2 separate regions of the Homo sapiens genome follow, and region 1 is linked to region 2. A link is a loop called in an ENCODE intact Hi-C map of the cell type or tissue named here. Cell type or tissue: endothelial cell of umbilical vein. All regions are shown on one strand. Links, peaks and the distances in the headings refer to the core of each region. The heading gives the core; the rest is flanking DNA.

Evidence for each region. A loop is a pair of places that touch in the nucleus more often than their neighbours do. Peaks named below come from ENCODE experiments on the same cell type or tissue, not always from the same donor. Only the 100,000 strongest peaks of a DNase experiment are listed, where the experiment ranks them.
Region 1: it touches region 2 in a loop (5-fold over the local background); 10 of 110 quality-filtered maps call a loop at or near these places.

What each region holds. Positions count from the first base shown.
Region 1 is chr15:89,098,077-89,107,861 of GRCh38, forward strand. All of the region lies in intron 1 of ABHD2 (abhydrolase domain containing 2, acylglycerol lipase), which reads left to right. LOC124903573 reads right to left here and starts at 8,456. Exons shown (of 7, transcript XM_047433432.1): 1 at 8,364-8,456; 2 at 5,536-5,678. The coding sequence starts at 8,456. RefSeq lists an enhancer at 3,593-4,792. In endothelial cell of umbilical vein, for the core only: no CTCF peak of the experiment used is centred there; DNase peaks (open chromatin) are centred at 3,955 and 7,305; H3K27ac peaks cover 5,172 bases.
Region 2 is chr15:89,162,166-89,171,950 of GRCh38, forward strand. All of the region lies in intron 5 of ABHD2 (abhydrolase domain containing 2, acylglycerol lipase), which reads left to right. Among named protein-coding and RNA genes, the nearest start is that of RLBP1, 55 kb to the right of the region's middle. RefSeq lists enhancers at 5,101-6,300, 5,210-5,579. In endothelial cell of umbilical vein, for the core only: no CTCF peak of the experiment used is centred there; DNase peaks (open chromatin) are centred at 3,836 and 5,716; H3K27ac peaks cover 3,100 bases.

The DNA of each region.
Region 1 (9,785 bases), core at 742-8,741, 65 kb before region 2:
ACCATGTTGCCCAGGCTGGTCTCAAATTCCTGAGCTCAAGTGATCCACCCACCTCAGCCTCCCAAAGTGCTGGGATTACAGATGTGCGCCATGGCACCCAGGCAAATTTTAGCAAATTTCTACATATATTGTTTGGCATCCTATTACTTTTTCTCATGTATTCAATTATGTCATTACTATTTCCTAAAAATTGAGGGACATACAATATTCCTAGGATTATGTGATTGTGCTAGAGTCCTCACAGCTGGGAAATGTTCTTTTTTCTCATTCAGAGAATGAGAAAAATTCAGAGTTCAGCAGGCATTTATTGAGCTCTTTCCCTGCTGGACGCTGTGCCAGACACTCTGTCCTGAGGAGTTTCCCTGGGGCCTGAACACCCTGTGCCCCACTATGGGCCATAGAGGAGGCTTTCCACAGTGCTAACTGAGCTTCCAACCCCTTCCAGCTCCTTGTGTGGCCTGAACTGTATTCACACTGTAGACATTAGCTTCTCAGGTTCCAAATATCCTGGCTGCAGTTCCCTCCTCTATTCTGATCATGTAAATAAAGTGCTTGCTCATTCTTGTCAATGATGTTGACAAATGTACCCTTCTAAATAGTGGGATGATGGAAAATGCCGAGTAGATTATAGCCAAGGATATTTTTCCCAATTTAGAAAACATAGTTCCTTTCCCTCCATCTATCATTAATATCACCCATCAGTCTATTTATTGACTCTACATATAAATTCTGGATGTTGCACTGACATCGCAAGAGAAATCAGCACTTTGCCACAAAAGAGCTTATAAGAGGAATGCAGATTTCTTTAAGTCTCTTATGGATGAGCAGAGAGGCCTCATGGAGCTTCTGTAAAGCTGAATTATCAAGGCTGAAGTGATCAGAATCCATCCAGCTCTGCAAACAGCTTATAAGATGGATGGGTGCCTTGCTTCTCTGTATTCCTAGAGCCTCACCAGGGCCTGGCACAGGGAGGGTCCCTGGTCCTCAGTTTCCTTGCCTGCATTAATAGTAACTCACAGCGGTTGTGAGCACCAAATGAGGTAATGTCGGAGGATGCACTTTGTCAGTAAGTTAGGCATTCAGTCTTCACTGTCAACACAAATGCATTCTGTGACATGTTTGAGGAGTAAATGAGGTAATGTATTAAAATCACGAACACTTTATAAACGATAGAGCTACACAAATAGGACATTTTCTTATCATCCAGCTTTGTTCCTTCATTTAAAGTTATCATGATTTGGCCAGGCTCAGTGGCTCATACCTGTATAATTCCAGCACAGTGGGAGGCTAAGGTGGGAGGATCACTTGAGGCCAGTAGTTGGAGACCAGCCTGGAAAACATAGTGAGACTCCATCTCTGCAACAACAACAACAACAAGAAATTTTAATTAGCCAAGTGTGGTGGCACATACCTGCAGTCCCAGCTACTCGGGAAGCTGAGGCAGGAAGATCACTTGAGCCCAGGAGTTCAGAGTTGCAGTGAGCTATGATTGCACCACTGCACTCCAGCCTGGGTAACAGAGCAAGACCTTGTCTCTATAAATTAAAATAAATAAATAAAAGGCGGGGTGCAGTAGCTCATACCTGTAATCCCAGCACTTTGGGAGGCCGAGGTAAGTGGATCACTTGAGGCCAGGAGTTCAAGACCATCCTGGCCAACATGGTGAAAAATATAAAACTAAGCTGGGCATGGTAGTGCACACCTGTGGTCCCAGCTACTCGGGAGGCTGAGGCATGAGAATAGAATTGCTTGAACCCGGGAGGTGGAGGTTGCAGTGAGCCAAGATCATGCCGCTGCACTCCAGCCTGGGCAGCAGAGCAAGACCCTGTCTCAAAAAATAAGTAAATAATAAAGATACAGTGATTTAAAGATAACAGTATCAGAGCCAAAGAACAATACTAGATTCTAGGATGAGAGTCTTTACCCTAACTTATGGTTCACAGATTTAATATTTTGTCTGGGCAGCCGGTAGAGGAGCTTATGGTCTGGAATGGGAGAAGGAACGTGTGTGTGATCCATGTTACCTGTAGAAGACATTTAAATTAGCATTGATCATGATTGCTCACAGGCAAGTCAAGACCAGACTAACCAGGCTTGAGGACCCAGACATTTGGCTCTGGACTGGGATCTTCCAGCCTTGGTGAATGAAGTCTCTCCTTTGTCTTCTCTGGTGAGCACACCACTCCCAAGTTCACATTGTGTTGTTAATTTTTTTTTTTTTTTTTAAGAGACAGGGTCTTACTCTGTCACCCAGGCTGGAGTGCAATAGTGCGATCATAGCTCACTGTAGCCTCAATCTTCTGTGCTCAAGTGATCCTCCCACTTGCCCGAAGCCACACAACTAGTAAGTAGTGTAGCTGCAGTTCAGGTCAAATCTGTCTGTGTCCAGATCCTGCAAGTAGCCTCTCTACCCCACCACCAATGTACATCTACAGAAAGCATCTCAATGAAGCAGAAATCTTTGTAGAAATATTTTTCCATTCTCCTTAGATGTTAAAAAGGAACCTTATTGGCCAGGCAAAGTGGCTCACGCCTGTAATCCCAGCACTTTCGGAGGCTGAGGTGGGTGGATCACGAGGTCAGGAGTTCGAGACCAGCCTGGCCAACATAGTGAAACCCTGTCTCTACTAAAAATACAAAAAATTAGCCAGGTGTGGTGGCGGGCACCTGTAATACCAGCTACTCGGGAGGCTGAGGCAGGAGAATTGCTGGAACCCAGGAGGCGGAGGTTGCTGTGAGCTGAGATGTGCCATTGCACTCCACCCTGGGCCACAGTGAGAGACTCCATCTCAAAAAAAAAGGAACCTTATTTTATAATTTCACCAGCCTTTTAATCTAGGTTAAACTACAGTTAATGGTATTGAGTTTTATATTTTCTGGACCAAATAAGCTCATGTCAGTTGGAGAATACCATAGACAATTTTGTTGCATTGTATATTTTGGAGAGAATAGCAGAAATCATGAGTCTTCTAATGGTATTTCAGTATTTAACTGAATGTCAACAATCAATGGGTAGATTTCCATCTACTTTCTATTTGCGGGCCTTTCCTTTCTTCTGCTACCTCCAACATCCTGTTTTAGCTTTGAATATATTTCTTTATTTGTGAGACAGCAGTTTCTGGAGTAGATCTTTGAGCCCAGTGAGATGTTCTTGAGACAAATGGGGAAAGTGTGAAAGAAATATGCCTTGGGACAGTAACTCCTCTGAGCAGTGGAAAGTGAAAACTCTCATTTTTGGATGGATAATTATTTGCTTGAACTTTGAGATGTTCTTTAAATATCCAAAAGCTGCTGACAGCCCAGGCCACAGTGAGCTTTCTCTCCTGATGTACAGTGGCGTGGCAATTACTCATAAAGGCCTGTACCTCTCCGCCCAATGTAATAATCTGGTAAGAAACTTCTGTTCAGAGAACCACAATGATAATGCTTTAGGTTAATGCCACAGACTTAGTCAATTAGTAAATATTTACAGTGTCCACTATGCACTCAACACCCTAAATTTAAATTTGTGTAGAATTTAAACATGAGGACTGAATTACAAGTACATAGGTCAGAACCCCCAACAGAGATGAAAGAGATATGAATCATCACTTTTATGCAGAGAAGAGACTAGCAAATGTTCTAGTTATAGAGGGTGGTTACACAGTGTGAAGGTGAGAAATAGTATGATTTTTAGGGCCTGGAGGGGATGGGCCCCCAGTGAATATCTTTGTATGGTTCAGCAGGTTGTACAAAACTAGTTAGATGCCATCAAGGGCTTGCAGTGGGGCTCAAATGGTGAACGTCAGTGCTTGTCCAACATCGCCATGGGTCAGGTTACTTGTAGCCAAGTAAATGCTTCTCACACCTATGACCTCACTTCAGCCCCTCATATGAACAACAGTGCACAGCCCTATGCGCACAGCCAAGGCAGCACCTGTGTAGCGTCATTTTCCAGGCTGATGTCTGGAATTCCCCTTGTAAGTAAAGCACTGAAGCTTCATTCCATAATGACTCACTGCCACTGCTCCAAAACACACCCCTCTTGTCCATCTGCCCATTTCCTGACCGCCCAGCATTCTTGGGCCTTGGCTCAACTGTGAGCCCAGCCTGACGTCTGCATCCACCCCTCCTTCTCACCTTCTCTTCTATTCCATCTCTTCCAGTGGTTCCCAGCTTTGAGTCCACCTCCTTCTTCTTTCTGCCTCCTTTGTTTGAACTCCTCTAGTATTTATAGTTGGTACTTCAGAGTTTAGTACTTCATTATATACAGATTTGTTGTACTATTTTCCAATTGTTTTATGGATGCTGTGTATCATACTTCTTTCATAGCCCCCACAGAGGTTAGAGTGATGTCTTTCGTCCCTGTGGGGAGTGAGGTGGAATGTCAGGAGGGCGTAGTTTGCAAAACATCCCTCCCAGTGGTACTGATGCCTTTTCGCAGGTTCTGTCCTCTTCATTTGCAAGCCACTGCTTTATCCACGAGGGTGCTCCCTACTTATGCCAGTGAATTAATTTTTGGTAAGTGGGGTAATTTTCTTTCCTAATCTCAGAGTAATATTTCTGCCATTTTTTATGAAACCATCTTCCTTGATGGCCAGTTCCTTGCCTCCCAGGAAACTGATGAGGAGGCAAGACGAATGTATTGGGAAAGCCCAGCGGAGGAAGAGCTCCTGAGGAGTGAGTGGCGTAGCTATCTGCTTCATGTGGGGCGCTCCTGCTCTGCAGTGTAGAGTATTTTTTAGGTGGACTAGGAGCAAATGCCTGCCTGATACAGGCAACGTTTGCACAAAAACCCAAAGGAAGAAGGCTGCTGGTAGGCTAGGGGTGGCAGGTGGGATTGCCCTTGGGCTTTAAAGAAGGCTGAGAAAACTTACTTCCAGAGTGGGAGGCAGGAGGAGTGAGCCTTGGAACAATAGTGGAGTGTTTGTGGTGGACGGACGGGAGAGAGGAACACTTGAGGGCATGAACTTACTTCTGTCTCTTTACTTGAAAAAGCAATCCACTGAGCTAAGACCCTAAAATACATCAACCCAGAGGGCTTCCTTTCGAGTTTTTAGTTTTTAGATCATTCGGTATCCTCAATGCAAAGATGTGATAAAGTCAAGCTCAGGACTACTTGGGGACCAATTCTCATCCTCCTCATGTGTTACAATTCCTTAGCAGTTGCTTTAAAACTAACATTTTTCTAATCTTGAAATATTTAATAAAGCAGCTTTCTGCTAAAGAGCTGAAAGCATTTTACGAACCTTATCTTGAGGATATCCGTGCATATTTTATTATTTTAAGTCATTTTTTTTAGCCTACAGAATTTCATCAACTTCTTTCCTTCAGTTACACGTAAAGTAACCTCCCTTCCCCCATTTTATAGAAGAAAAAACAAATCTTCATAATGTTTAGATAATTCACCCAAGGTCACTTGGCAGAATCTGGAATCAAACGCAGGTCTCCTGGTTCCAAAACCTTCGCCCCTGTGTCATTCAGTTATATCACATGGACTCTTAAGTTAGGCCTCAAAATCCTCCAAAAGTGCAAGTGATCTGCCCAGAGCTGTACAGCACAGAATGTTCAGGGGGGTAAGGGTTGGAATAACTCCAGATGGCACTGGAGACAAGTAGTGTAGAGACACAAATGGGATCCTCTCCCTCCTCTGACATCCAGAATCCAGAATCTCTGGGTCTTTCCACTTGGGTTGTGACCTACAAGTTGGGGGCAAAGCTCTTTAGCTCTCATAATCAGCAGGACTGATGGCGGAAGCTGGGCAGGGCTCCCTGGAGGCCCAGTGTTGGGCTGGCATGTTCAGCACCAGATAGGTGCCTATCTCACAATATCCCTTTTTCATTTCAGGCACAGATGAATCCTTCATATTTATCTGGATTTAGCTGGTAGCATTTGTCTCCTAAGACTTGGTCACAGAGGAATCCATGTGACCTTCAGGCCTTCTGCTCTAAACTGGCAGGAGATCCTGTTTCTACTCACAGCGTCCGAGGTATTTATAAAACAGAAATAAGTAAAGCATGCCTCAAAATGCTGTGCACACTATGTACTGTTGCCCCCAGAACCTTCTCTTGGTCTTGGAGGGCAAGGATCACAGAGCTTTTTCTGCTGTCTCTCCCTGTGTAACAGGGTCTGGTGGCCGAGCCCTGAGGGGCGCTGTTGCTCCCAGGTGGCAGAATTCAGCATCAGAGAGCCACACAGCTGAAAGAGATGGATGGGTGAGTGACCTCAGCTTTGCCCAGCTGGGGTGAGTGGGCCGAGCAAGTCTCTCCTTTGGCAAAATCATCTGGGCTTGTTCTCATCCCTGCTGAATTGGCAGGGGAGGAGAGGGTCGTGGCCCATTGGTCATTGGTCGGGTTTCCTCACAAATGCCTGCCATGGTGAAATGCAAGACTGTTAGAGTGATAATGGGCTGCACGTGTTAATGCTGTCATCACGGGCCCCACAGTGTGTATTAGCCAAGTACTGGGGGCACTGGGAGCCTTGTCTGCTCCCAGTCGGCGTTGGGAAACCAGAACGCTCAGGAACGGTGAGTCCCAGTTATTTTTATTTTCTCATTAACTGAGAGTAGCTGTAAGTCCTTTTCTGTTGCAGGTCTGGGTGAAACTTTCTTCTTTGCCTGCCTTAGGGAGTTAGATGGGTTGAGTGGTTCTTCAGGCAACGGTTGTGCCAGGCACTGGGTCTTGCCCTCCCACCCCCATCTCCATTTCCTCCTTCTGGAAGCTTATTTCCAGACATAGAAGAGTGGGTGGCATCTCTATGGTGCCCAGGACAATCAATCTGGAGATGCCCTCTTCTTCAGTTGTATCCTTCTCTTAAAAATTCCAGTAAACTAGGCACTTGAGCTCATTGGGTTCTGGTAAACTGCAATTTTGCTTCTGATATTACAGAATTTAATTATGGTGTAGATTTTTAAAAATATGTTTAGGATAAATCTCACAATTCATATGCCTGTTCTCTTAGAAAATCTAGAACCTCCCTAGAGGAAACACCTGGCGTAAGATTTTTTTGTTTGTTCTCAGGTATGGATTCATGGTTTCTCAGTGAAAGAGAAAACAATTTTGCCTGTGATTTTACTAAGTGCTTTACCCATTCGTTCTCTCATAGCCAGTACTATTCTTTCAGCAGGGTTATTTGCTAGTGGAAGAGGCCAGCTTCCTTTCAGTATTTTAGTAAGGGCACGTAAAAGTGCCCGATTAAATGTTCCTGTTTAACTGGTGACTCAGTCTTCAGACATTTTTAGTTTGGTAACTTTCTTTGTGGAAGCTCATGGGTTAGTAGCCATTCCTGACATTTAAATGTGAGGTTCACGTTTTCCTGCATTGGGTAACTTGACTCCCCCTGAGAACTTGTAGACTATTTTCTGAAATTCCAGCAGATTGAGTGTGTGACCTTATGACTTTGTGGAAGAAATATGGCTAAATAAAACTGTTATCACATGAGTAGGTTTGCACAGAAAGACAATTTCAAGGACTTATCTTGAATACAACAAAGGGCAACCTTGCCGTAAATACATTTAATTATCTGTCAATCCCTCCAGTTCTCTTCTACTAAATTGTGTGTGACTTGATGATCCCTTCACCTTGTAGGACCTGGTTTGTAAGAGATGGACTGGATCAACCAAGGGCTTTATCCTTCCTTGTTATGGTAACCCACTCCCGCCCTTTCAGGGCAGTCCCTGGCTTGAGTTAGTTAATGTTCAAAAATCAGTGTTTCTCAGCATCTCTGGAAAACAGGATTGGCCCTATTGTTTCCAGGGCTTTCCCATCCCTTCTGGCTTGAGGTGGTGGTGGTGGTGAGAGGAGGTCTTTTTTTTTTTTCTTTTAAACAATAGAGACGGAGTTTCTCCATGTCACACAGGCTAGTCTTGAACTCCTGGGCTCAAGCAATCCACCCTCCTTGGCCTCCCAAATGGCCAGGATTATAGATGTAAGCCACTGTGCCCAGCCGAGAGGTGGTCTTTTAAAACCCAGAGTATTGGCCAGGTGCAGTAGCTCACGCCTGTAATTCCAGCACTTTGGGAGGCCGAGGCAGGTGGATCACCTGAGGTCAGGAGTTCGAGACCAGCCTGGCTAACATGGTGAAACCCCGTTTTTACTAAAAATGCAATAAATTAGTGGGGCATGGTGGCACCCACCTGTAATCCCAGCTACGCCAGAGGCTTGAACCCAGGAGGCAGAGGTTGCAGTGACCTGAGATTGTGCCATTGCACTGCAGCTTGGGCGACAAGAGCGAAACTCCATCTCAAAAACAAACAAACCCAGAGTATTTGAGCACCGTGATGACTCCATTCCACAGAACCCTCTGTGGGAGGACACGTGGTCCTAGACCAACACCGATTTGCTAAAAGGTGGGTCTGTGAGCTGCTGGCTAAGGTGCTCACTCACCTCATTAGACCTTACCGAGAGTGAGAACAGGGCCGGGTCGCCAGGGCTGTGCAGTTCCCGAAGCCTCCTGGCTATGTTCTGAGGCTCTCCCATCCCATGGCAGTGAAAGACTCAGAGGACACAAAGGCACAACTCAGACGGGGATGGCTAGGCCTTCTCCCCAAAATCATCTGGGCTTGTTTTCGTCCCTGCAGAATGGTTTTTTTCCCCCTATGATGGCTCTGACTAATTTAGTTAAATGGCAGATAAAGTGGGGAGAAGGTGGCCCATTTCCTCCTTACTTTCTCTCCAAGGGTGTCATGTTGCCCACATTTAAGGTTGACCACTTTTATCTGGTGTAGCAAGTTCAATAGTGACCCTCCAAAATTTATGTCCCATCTGAAACCAGTGAATGTGACCTTATTTGGAAATTGGGTCTTTGCAGATGTAATCAAGTTAAGATGGGGTTGTACTTTTATCTAAGCTGCCACCAAAGAGGCTGAAAAATCAGAATGACATGGGATGGAAACAGACCATGTTTTTGGGGTGGTGTGCTGTGGCCTTCTGCTGTCCTTCTCCTGACATCCTCACAGGGTACTTTGGGGGACAAAGTTTTATCTCAGGGCATTACAGTTTGCTGGGAGATCCAGGCTAGGCAAGAGGGGATTTTTACCTGCAGGGAAGAATGGGTAGTCTTTCCATGGGCAGGAGAAGCCCCTCAGCAGGAGAGGGGTGGTGTCAGGAGCAGGGGTTCCAGCTGTGCACTGCCAAGGATGCATTTTAGCACAGAAAACAAGAACAATGCATCTTGGAACTGTTTATGGGACATGATGATCACCACTTAGTATCCAGTGATTTATTAAGTCTAACATGGTTCCATTTTAGAAGATATGGTTCCATTTTAGAAGAATCAAGAAGAGTATGTCCTGGAATTAATTTTAAACTCATTGGAGGAGGCCCAAGCAGTTAATCAGCTAGTGAGTTCATTGCTAATGAGACTTGTGTGTCAGTTAGGAAGGAGTATGTTTTGTGGTCGTTTCTATCTGTCAACTTAGGTTGTTTACTGAGGCAAAATGGAGGAAAGTTTAATAGTGGAGATGGTAATAGCGAATATTTTGCGGTAGTACCCCAAAATATTAAAAATACGGTAGTATTGTATGCCGGCATTGTTTTAAAATGCTCTTTATGTATTAACATGTTCAGTTTACAGATGGTGTTCAGAGGGATTAAGGAACTTGCCCCAGGACAAACACTGTGGCTGGATTTGGCACTGGCTGTGTCACTGCAGGACTGGACCCTAAATGAAATTTACATCTTCAACCAGATGGAATTGGAACAGAGAAATCCTTTAGGGGTTTGGTTTGGTTTTCCTTGAGAGGTATTTGCCTTAGGACCCATAAGTATCAAAGCTTGTTGTGCTAGGTCCTTGAGGGTTGCAAGGAA
Region 2 (9,785 bases), core at 1,286-9,285:
TTGGGAGAGACACTATTCAGCCCATAACATAACAGAAGCACAATGGCATCATCACAACGGAAACACTTAAAACAGTACTCCTCAAGAGCAATTCAATTTCCCCATTGTCTTCCTGCTTTTTTTCCCATTTTAATTCTTTTGTTCAATTTAAGATCCAAGTCAGGTCCATATATTGCAATTGGCTGATAGGTCTCTTATGCCACTTTTCGATCTCCTTCCACGCATTTTTAATAGGTCCCCAACCAAGTAAGCCTCTTCCAGGTGGGGTCACTGGATGTGACATTGGAGGAGCTCTCTGGATCCCCAGGACATACTGCAGTCCACCATCAGGCCCCCTATTCCCACCCTGAGTGTATGGAAATTCCAGGCACTGAACTCCAGTGCCTGCTAATCCCAGGACTGCCCAGGTTCTGTTTGGAAGGCCCTTCTGTGGTCTTCACTTGGCTTCTCTTTGTCACTCAGGTCTCAACCAAGATGTCACCCTCTCAGAGAGCCCTTCCTTGACTCCTCTCCCTCATCTAAAGCTCCCCCCCAACCCCAGTCATTATCTAATGCCCCTCCTTACTTTCTTCAAGCCACTTAAGATTTGAAATTAAGGATTTGTTTTCATAACCTGTGAAATTATTTGTTTATATGGCTATCATCTGTCTCTCCATCCCAGAAGTTCACTCCATGAGAGCAGGCAGTTTTCGCACTCCCTGCTGTAGTTCCCCAGTGTCTAGAATCCTGCTTGGACCCTAGAAAGCATTCACTGCATCAGTGTTTACTGAATGCCTACTGAGATGGGAACTGACAGTTTGTGACTGTAAAATGATACTTTACAAACTAGTACATCCCAAACCATTGTGCCCTATATGTGAGTCTTCCCTTAGGCACATTGCCTCTCTTTTGAGCAGATGCCAGGCATTCAAGTCACTGTGAATACCCTTTGGGCTTTTTGCAACTGTGATCTTGACCAGAAGAAAACTAAAGAGGGCATTAACATGAAACTCTATATTCTTCTTTTGCTGTTATGCACCTGCCTCAGATTTCTCTGAGAAAATTATAAAGGATCTTTTCCCATTTATCAACCCAACTCTGTTCCAAACCACATAAGCTTTGCTAATGTGATTAGAAATTGTTGAAAACAGATCTGCCTTGCACAGAATTTCCTAAATGGATAATTAAGCATTCTTGTGACTTAGAACCCTTCGTGCTGCCTTTGAAAGATAAATTCATTAAGGAAAATTCTTCATGACAGCAGTTACCATTTATCTCACTCTAATGAGTGCCAGGCATGTGCTTTCACGTTACTTCACTTGATCCTTACTGCCTCAGAGGTAGGTTTTAATTAGTATCCCCACTTCACAGGCTTAGGGAGGTTAAGTACCTTGACCTGAGTCATGTGACTAGTGAGTGGCAGAACCAGCCTTCAATCAATGTGATTCTTAACCCTAACTTAATACCACCTCTGTGGTAGTGTTCATTTCCTATTTAGGATACTGTTCATTAGAATACAGAGGAGCAGGTGTGATGTTTGAGTATTTAAAAAGACATTTTCCCCACTTTGGTGGTAGTGGTCATTACTGTTCTGATAGCTGTCACTTACATAGCATTTGCTGTGTGCCAGGCACTGTTGTGAATACTTTGTAGGATATATTAAATCAGTCACACCCCTTTTACAGGTGAGGAAACTGAGGCCCGACAAGGATGACTGACTTGCTCTAAATCACAGAGTTAATGAGTGGGCAGCCCAGGCTTCAAACACAGGCAGTCTCGCAGTCTAGTCCTAGAATCCGTGCTCCTGAACAACAGGCTCCATTGCCTCTCCATGTAAGAGACTAAGGAGTGAGGAAATAGTTCCCAGTCAGATACATTTTAGGCTTAAGGCAAAAGAGCATCCAAGAGCATCTCAGAGCCACAGAATTGGACCTGTGGGTTTGGTCTTTGATCTTTTGTTCAGCCAGCATCCTCCAGACAATGATGGGGCCAGCCTCTGCGATGGGAATACAGGTGTGGATTCGAGTCCCTGCCTTCAGGAAGATCCCAGTCTATGAGGAACTCTCACCATCTAGTTGGGGAAGGAGGGTGCACAGTCACAGTCGGTCTAAGCTTATTGGCTAGGTTTGTCCAAAAGGAATATTTACCAACAGCAACCTTTTCACAGACAGGGACCAGATCTGCATTTCTAATTTTTATATTATTGTGTGTTAATCTCCTCCATCTAGTGTATCACTTAGAGAGAGATGGTCAGGAAAGGCCTGCAGCGGGAGAGAACCTGTGCTTTATAGTCCAACAGCTGAAGGTTTGACTGCCTGGTCGAGAAAGCTGAGAAAGACTGTTAAGAAATTTGGCAATAAGTCCCAGCATGGTGGCTCACACCTGTAATCCCAGCACTTTGGGACGCCCAGGCTGGCAGATCACTTGAGCCCAGGAGTTTGAGACCAGCCTGATAGAACATGGTGAAACCTCATCTCTACTAAAAATGAAAAAAGCCAGGTGTGATGATACACACCTGTAATCTCAGCTACCTGGGAGGCAAAGGCAGGAGAATCGCTTGAGCCCAGGAGTGCAGTGAGCCAAGATTACGCCACTGCACTCCAGCCTAGACGACAGAGACTGACCCTGTCTTTAAAAAAAAAAAAATGGCAATAATATAAAAGTGCATGGCATAGAGTCCAGCAAATACCAGTAAACAATAACGATTATCATCTTCATTGGCCCTTCACTCTAACTTTGTGTTTTCTGTGAGCCACCTTAGAGGAGAAAAGGTAAACATTTACTTGAACTGTTAAATGACCTTACCTCTGCATCCAGTTCATACAGTTGACCTCATGTGAACTTTGGAATTTCTGCAAGGACGAGTTTAAGAACCTGCTCGTGTTGAGCATAAAATTCTTCCTTCTTTGAGCTCAGTCTGAGTTACAGCTCTGTGTACAGGGATGTCGGCTGTGGTGATTATTCTGCAGTATGCAATGCTTGCTTTCCAGCTGGACAACCTTCAGTATTGGCCTCTTGGCCAAATCTGTTTGGGCCACACGCCTCCAGCTCAAAGCCACTGGCTTCTATATACAGAGCCAGCCCTTAAAATCAGTACTGGAAAGAGTTTTTACTGTAGTACATGCTACATTTTAACCTTCTAAAAAATGTTTTTTTTTTTTAAAAAAATTCCTCACACTTAACTTTTGTATAGTTCATAAATTCTTTAAACTGGAAAATACTAAATATGTCTCTTTTGATAAAGACATTAGCTAACCTGAGTAAAAATAAATGTGAAGAACACCTACAAGAGTAAAGTTTACCAAACTGTCTTAAATTTCTTATTGTGCCAAGCGAGGTGGCATGCACTTGTAATCTCAGCTACTCAGGAGACTAAGGCAGGAGGATAGCTTGAGGGTAGGAGTTCAAGACCAGCTGGGCAACATAGCAAGTCCTTGTCTCTAAAAAAAAAAAATTTTTTTAACTAATAGGGTACTCTACTGGGTCAGGCCAGGTAAACAACCCTGTCATGTGGGTGAGGTCAATAACACTTGGAAATCAAGGAAGATGAAGAAGTCATGAAGATTTTCTTGAAGTGTATTTATTATAAAGAGCCTAATCTTTAATCGAGGCACTGCAGCAGTAGACATGTTGGCTTACTCTTTATTGACTTAATTGACCTTCTAAACTAAACAATGTTTGGAATGTGAGTGTTTTTGTCAGTGATTCTGTAGGGGCCCAGTGAATTCAGGCAGCATTCTGCTTCTTCTGTCTCTCTTTGGCCGAGTGCCTTATCCCAACAGTCCAGTATTCATGTTCAGAGCAAAGAAGAGGTAGATCAAATCCACTAGCCAAAGAATAAACTGAAAACCAGAATTTTCCAGCTTGTGCTTATTCTGGCCTCCATATCATACCTTCATATCTTGAAAGTTTTATCACCAGAAAATCAAGAGCCAAGTAACAAAGGATCTTATTAGTTTGATCTTGATTTAAAGAGAGAAAAAAATAGGATTAAAAACAATATCTTCTATGTCAAGTGAAAGGAATAAAAATAACCTGGCTCTGGCTCCCCAAAGGTAACGAGTCCCTTAGGATCATGAGCCTTCTAAGAACTTAGTACCCATCTCCCACCAAAACACCAAGCTGGGGCATTTGGCATTGAAAATGGCCTCGAATATTTAAATTGCTTTTTTCCTGTGAGTTTAAACAGGGAAGAAGTGGGCCCTTCCCTTATTTCTAAACTCTTGACTCTCGGGCATTAGACATCAAGCTGTGAGGAAGTACGTGAAATCACAGCATTGAATTCTCTTGCTGGGAGGAGGAAATCTTTAATGTCCAACTGGGTTTAATACAGGAACTTTTTTGTTTTTTAAACTATCTTTTGGATTAAGGCTGCAGTGAACCGTGATCATGCCACTGCACTCCAGCCTGGGTGACAGAGTGAGACCCTGTCTCAAAAACAAAACAAAAATTATCTCTTGGGCTGGGTACAGTGGCTCACACCTTTAATCACAGTGAGACCTCATTTCTACAAAAAATAAAAATAAATTAGCTGGGCATGGTGGCTCATGTCTGTAGTCCCGGCTACTCTAGAAGCGCTGTGCCCAGGAGTTCAAGGCTACACTGAGCTGTGATCATGCCACTGCACAGCCTGAGCTACAGAGTGAGACCCTATCTCTTAAAACAAACAAACATATATACAAACAATCTTTTGGAACCTCAAGGTAAGGTCAGAAAACTTGGTCTTGCTTAGAGGACGGGACTTCAGTCTTAGAAGGGAGGGAGACCCCATCTCCCTCCATCTAATTACACATTCCAATTGAGACACTTTTGAGAGTAAAAAGGGACTTTATTAATAACGTTATAATAATTCATAACTTTATTAATAACTGCATCAGAACAATACATTCCAGGACCCTCTTGGAGAGACTAGGATGTAGGGTTACCTACCTTTAGCATGCTGTAGAGATCACCCATGATCCAAGACATCTCACTGTAAGAGCTTCAGGCAGTGATTTTTAAGGAACTTCTATTTTGTTTTTACTGCTTAATATCTTACAATCTTCTATTAGATCATAAACATAGGTGTTTCGATAAGCTTCTCATATCTACCATTTTCATTGGTGTAGACTCAATTTTGAATTGTATTCATAGTTATGAATTGTGTTGCCTCTGCATTAAACAGTTGAGTTTTATAATGGCAGAAGGGCACAATGGGAAGGGAGGAGGAAGAGATGGGTGAAGGGAGAGAGAGAATGTGAAAGTGAAGGTAGTGAGTTTGCAGAACTCAGACATCGTAGTAAAACACCTGGCAAGATCGTCTGCTGAGAGCCAGGGGCCAGGAGCTTCAGGAAGTGTGTCAGGGAGTCATATCCAAAGCAGAACAGTGGCCAAGAGTGGTGAGTTCTGCACTTTCAGGATGATATCTGAATACTTAAACCTTTAGCCATAAGAGGGCAGTTTTAGGCATCCTATACCTGGGGAAACAAGGCTGAAAACACTCATTTTTTAAAATCCTTATTTCAGAGATAAGGGCAAGGCCAACTAATTTGATAGCACAAAGGGGCCTTAACTTTATTTCTACAGCTATTGTATTCCTGGATGACTCAGCTTTAAGATAGTTTCCCCTTGACTTTAAGAAATGACTCACATACTTTTACTATGGAAGTGACAGGGGCTGCTAGGCCCCTAACCGCCCACCTGTCAGCGAGCCATGTTAGCTTAACTGTATTTTTCTCTTAGGCTAAACTTAGTGGGAAAGATATTCAAGTACCTCTTTCATGTCCCCTGCTTACTCATGCTGGCGAGTACTGTGTGCCTTTATTCCAGACGATTCAAACTTCCTTCTTATCCACCTGACATTTTGTGGCATATCCACAGATGCCATGCATGGGCCTGGCATGGAACATACAGAGATGACTCAGAGTCTCCATCCACAAGGAACACCAAGTCTCGAGTCCCTGTATTTTAGCCTATTTAGTCATGCTAGTGTCATTTGGGGAAGTGGCTGTTGAAATAATAGCTTTCAGGCAGCCTTTGCCTTGTCCTTCTTTAGGTGTAGGGGCTTGAGAAAAAGGTGAGGGGTCTTTTCTGTTCCCAGCAAGTTGCCTTTCCAAAATGGCCGTGCAATACTCATCTGTCTAAGGCCCAGCTAGTGTTTCAGATTTCATCTTACTTTAAAAAGCGGCAGCAAGATTATATAGTTACCTAGTGCTAATCCCATAAGAATTAAATACATAGAGCCTCATTTAAAAACAGATTAATGTAGCTGTTAGTAATAACAGGCCAGGGAGAGGCCCCAGGCACTAAAGGTGTTTGGTAACTGACATCAGGGGAGGTCCCAGGAGGACCTTCCAGAAGGCTGATCCTGGAGCTGGGCACCATGTCTTTGCCCTTCCCTTGCATGGGAGAGGTGGCATCTCTTCACAGAACATCCAGCAGTCTGTCTGACATCAGGCAGGGTTGGCCCTTTATCCAGATCAGATGTGTTTGGATTTAATTAAATTGAGGCTCCCAAAGTGCCTACACAATTAGCTGTAATTGCTCCTCAGTAGTGTAGCAAATCTGAGTTTTGTAACTGTCCCAATGACATCTGAACATCTGCTCTAGGTCTCAAATAATTAGTCTCAAACCTGAGTAATGATAGATGGGTCTAAAAGGAATCAAAGCTGGGTGCAGTGGCTCACACCTGTAATCTCAGCACTTTGGGAAAGGAAGCCAAGGTGGGCAGACCTCTTGAGCTCAGAAGTTCGAGACCAGCCTGGGCAACATAGTGGAACCTCCCAGGCAAGTTCGCCCATCTCTACAAAAAATCAGAAATTAGCTGGGTTTGGTGGCATGTGCCTATAGTCCCAGCTACTCAAGAGGCTAAGGTGGAAGGACGTCTTGAGCTTGGGGAGGTCAAGGCTGCAGTGAGCCATGATCATGCCACTGTACTCCAGCCTAGGGAGACAGAGCGAGACCGTCTCAAAAAAATAAGAATAAAAATAATAAAAGGAATCAAATGGTTGGGGGGAGTAAGATGTTTAATAATTGAAGCATAAATCTCTGGAGTACTATTACCTAAGTAGATTTGTGATATAAGGCAAGGGGCTTGGGCTTTGGGGTTGACATGGTCCAAAGTCTAGCGTTGGACTTTGAGTAGACACGGTCATGAGTAGACATGGCCCTACTCATTATGTGAGGGTGGACAAGTCATTTCATGTCTTTAAATCTGCTTCCTTGTCTGTGTTTAAGTTCCTAGAAGAGAGGCTGAACACTGTACATCTGTTGTTTCATCCATTCATTTAGGTAACACTGATTGAGTGCCCACCAAGTATCTGGCCTCACAGATACAGTGGTGAACAAGAGCAAGAATATCTTTGCTTCATGGAGTTTATAATCTAATAGAGTCTCATTCAATGTTGGAACCAAACATAAAGATATAGTTAGCTAAGAGATGACAAAATTAGGCAGAAACCTTAGGAAGCGGTGGAGAAGTAAATATTTAATAACAATTTAAAATAAGTTTCTCAGTACTATTTCTTAGGCAGGCAAATAATGTCCCCAGCACAAACCATTGCTCCAGCATGAGTGATATGTTGGGTGTCTTTAGCATTGTCGAAACTGGCCTGAGGAAATGTAAACATCTTTTTTTCCCTTATTTTTTTGCTAGATTTTAAAACTGGTTAGATTCATATTTAAAAAGAAATAAATACACATGAGAAAAACAGTCAAACTGTGCCAAAGGCTACATACAATGAGTGAAACTAGATCTTTTTCCTACCCTAGACCCCCAGTTTTTCTCCCCAGGAAATCAATATCTGCTGCAATTTCCCAGTGAATATTCAGTCAGATATGTGTGTATGTAATCCCTTAAAACCCAAGCAAACACGGGAGAGGGTGCCAGCCCCACTGTTTCACCCCTTGTTTTTATCCCTTAAGATGGCTCAGAGCCATTCCATGTCAGATCAGATTCTTTTTTTTTTTTTTTTTTTTTTTTTTTTTTTTTGGAGACGGGGTCTCACTCTGTCACTCAGACTGGAGTGTAGTGGCACAATCTTGGCTCACTGCAACCTCCCTTCCCAGGCTCAAGCGATTCTCCCACCTCAGCCTCCCAAGTAGCTGGGACTACAGGCACGTGTCACCACTGCCTGGATAATTTTTGTATTTTTAGCAGAGACAGGGTTTCACCATGTTGGCCAGGCTGGTCTTGAACTCCTGAACTCAAATGATCCACCCGCCTCAGCCTCCCAAAGTGCTGGGATTACAAGCATCAGCCACCGCGCCCGGCCAGATTCATCCTTTTTCACCACAGTGTAGTCCTTCATTTAACCAGTCCTCTACTGATGGAAATTTAGGTTGTTTCCAAACCTTTGCTGCTACAAACACCAAAATGCTGCAGTGAACATTCTTGCATGTACATGTTTACATACATATGCAGTATAAAGTCCCCAAAGGCAGAATTACTAGACCAAAGGTTTGTACTTTAAAAAACATGAACAGATGTTACCACATTGCCTTCCAAGGCCTATACCAATGTGTACTCCCTCAACAGTGGATGGACCAGAGGGCCTGTTACCCACACTTCTTCCAGTCCTGGGTATTGGCAAACTTCATCTTTTCTAACATGGGCAGTGGAAAATGATTTCTAAGTGTCATTTTAACTTGCATCTATTTAACAATGAGTGACATGAAGCATCTTTTCGAGCTGCACTTTTAAAAGACAAAAGAGGCCGGGCGCGGTGGCTCACACCTGTAATCCCAGCACTTTGGGAGGCCGAGGGGGGCGGATCACAAGGTCAGGAGTTCAAGACCAGCCTGGCCAACATGGTGAAGCCCCGCCTCTACTAAAAATACAAAAATTAGCCCGGCGTGGTGGTGGGCGCCTGTAATCCCAGCTACTCACGAGGCTGAGGCAGGAGAATCGTTTGAACCCGGGAGGCAGAGGTTGCAGTGAGTCAAGATCGCACCACTGCACTCCAGCCTGGGCAACGAGCAAAACTCCATCTCCAAAAGAAAAAAGAAAAGATTTCATCCAGCTTTTCTGTCAACTAGGACAATGGTTCTCAAAGTGTGGTCTCTGGACCAACAACGTCAGCATCACCTGAGAACTTGTTAGAAAAGCAACTTCTCAGCCCACCCAGACCAGTGGAATCAGAATCTCTGGAGGTGAGGTCCTGCAAGCTCATTGAGCCCCTTGAGTTTCTGATTCCGTGGGTTTGGGGTGAGGTCCAAGAATGTGCATTTGAACCAGTTCCCAGGCAATGCTGATGCTGCTTGCTCAGGGGCCACACTCTGAGAACCACTGAGCTAGAGCATCATTCTTGCAGTAATATATAACCTCCGTGCAGCTTTTCCAATTCACTCTTTACAAGAAAGATTACCAGAAAGCAGTTACATGGATTTAAAGGCATTTAAATTTTCTGTTTGTTAGGTATTAGTGGATCTACAGGAAGCGCCTGGTTGTGTTGAACGGCGATGTGCTACCTGTGGAAACCTTGCTTTGAGGAAATGTTTGGAAAACTGCTACCAGGCTAAGCTTCCGAAAGGCTAAGCAGCGCCCCCATCTGTGAAGGTTGTTTACTGCAAGTAGAAAGGAAAGGGAGTCTGAAAAGGGGTGGCCCAGAGATGAGAGAGTGCTTCAAAAAAATGCCTTCTCGCATTGGTCTGAGCTGGAGAGAGCCTCGTTCCTTAGAGCAGTGCGCCACAGCCACAGTGGTTGCACCTGAGGATCTTGTAGAAGAACACCCATGGCCAGATCCCACCCCCAGACGTTCTGACTTAATGAAGCTGGGGAGGCCCCAGGCATTAGTATGGGTGTTTTAGAAGCTCCCCAGGTGTTTGGC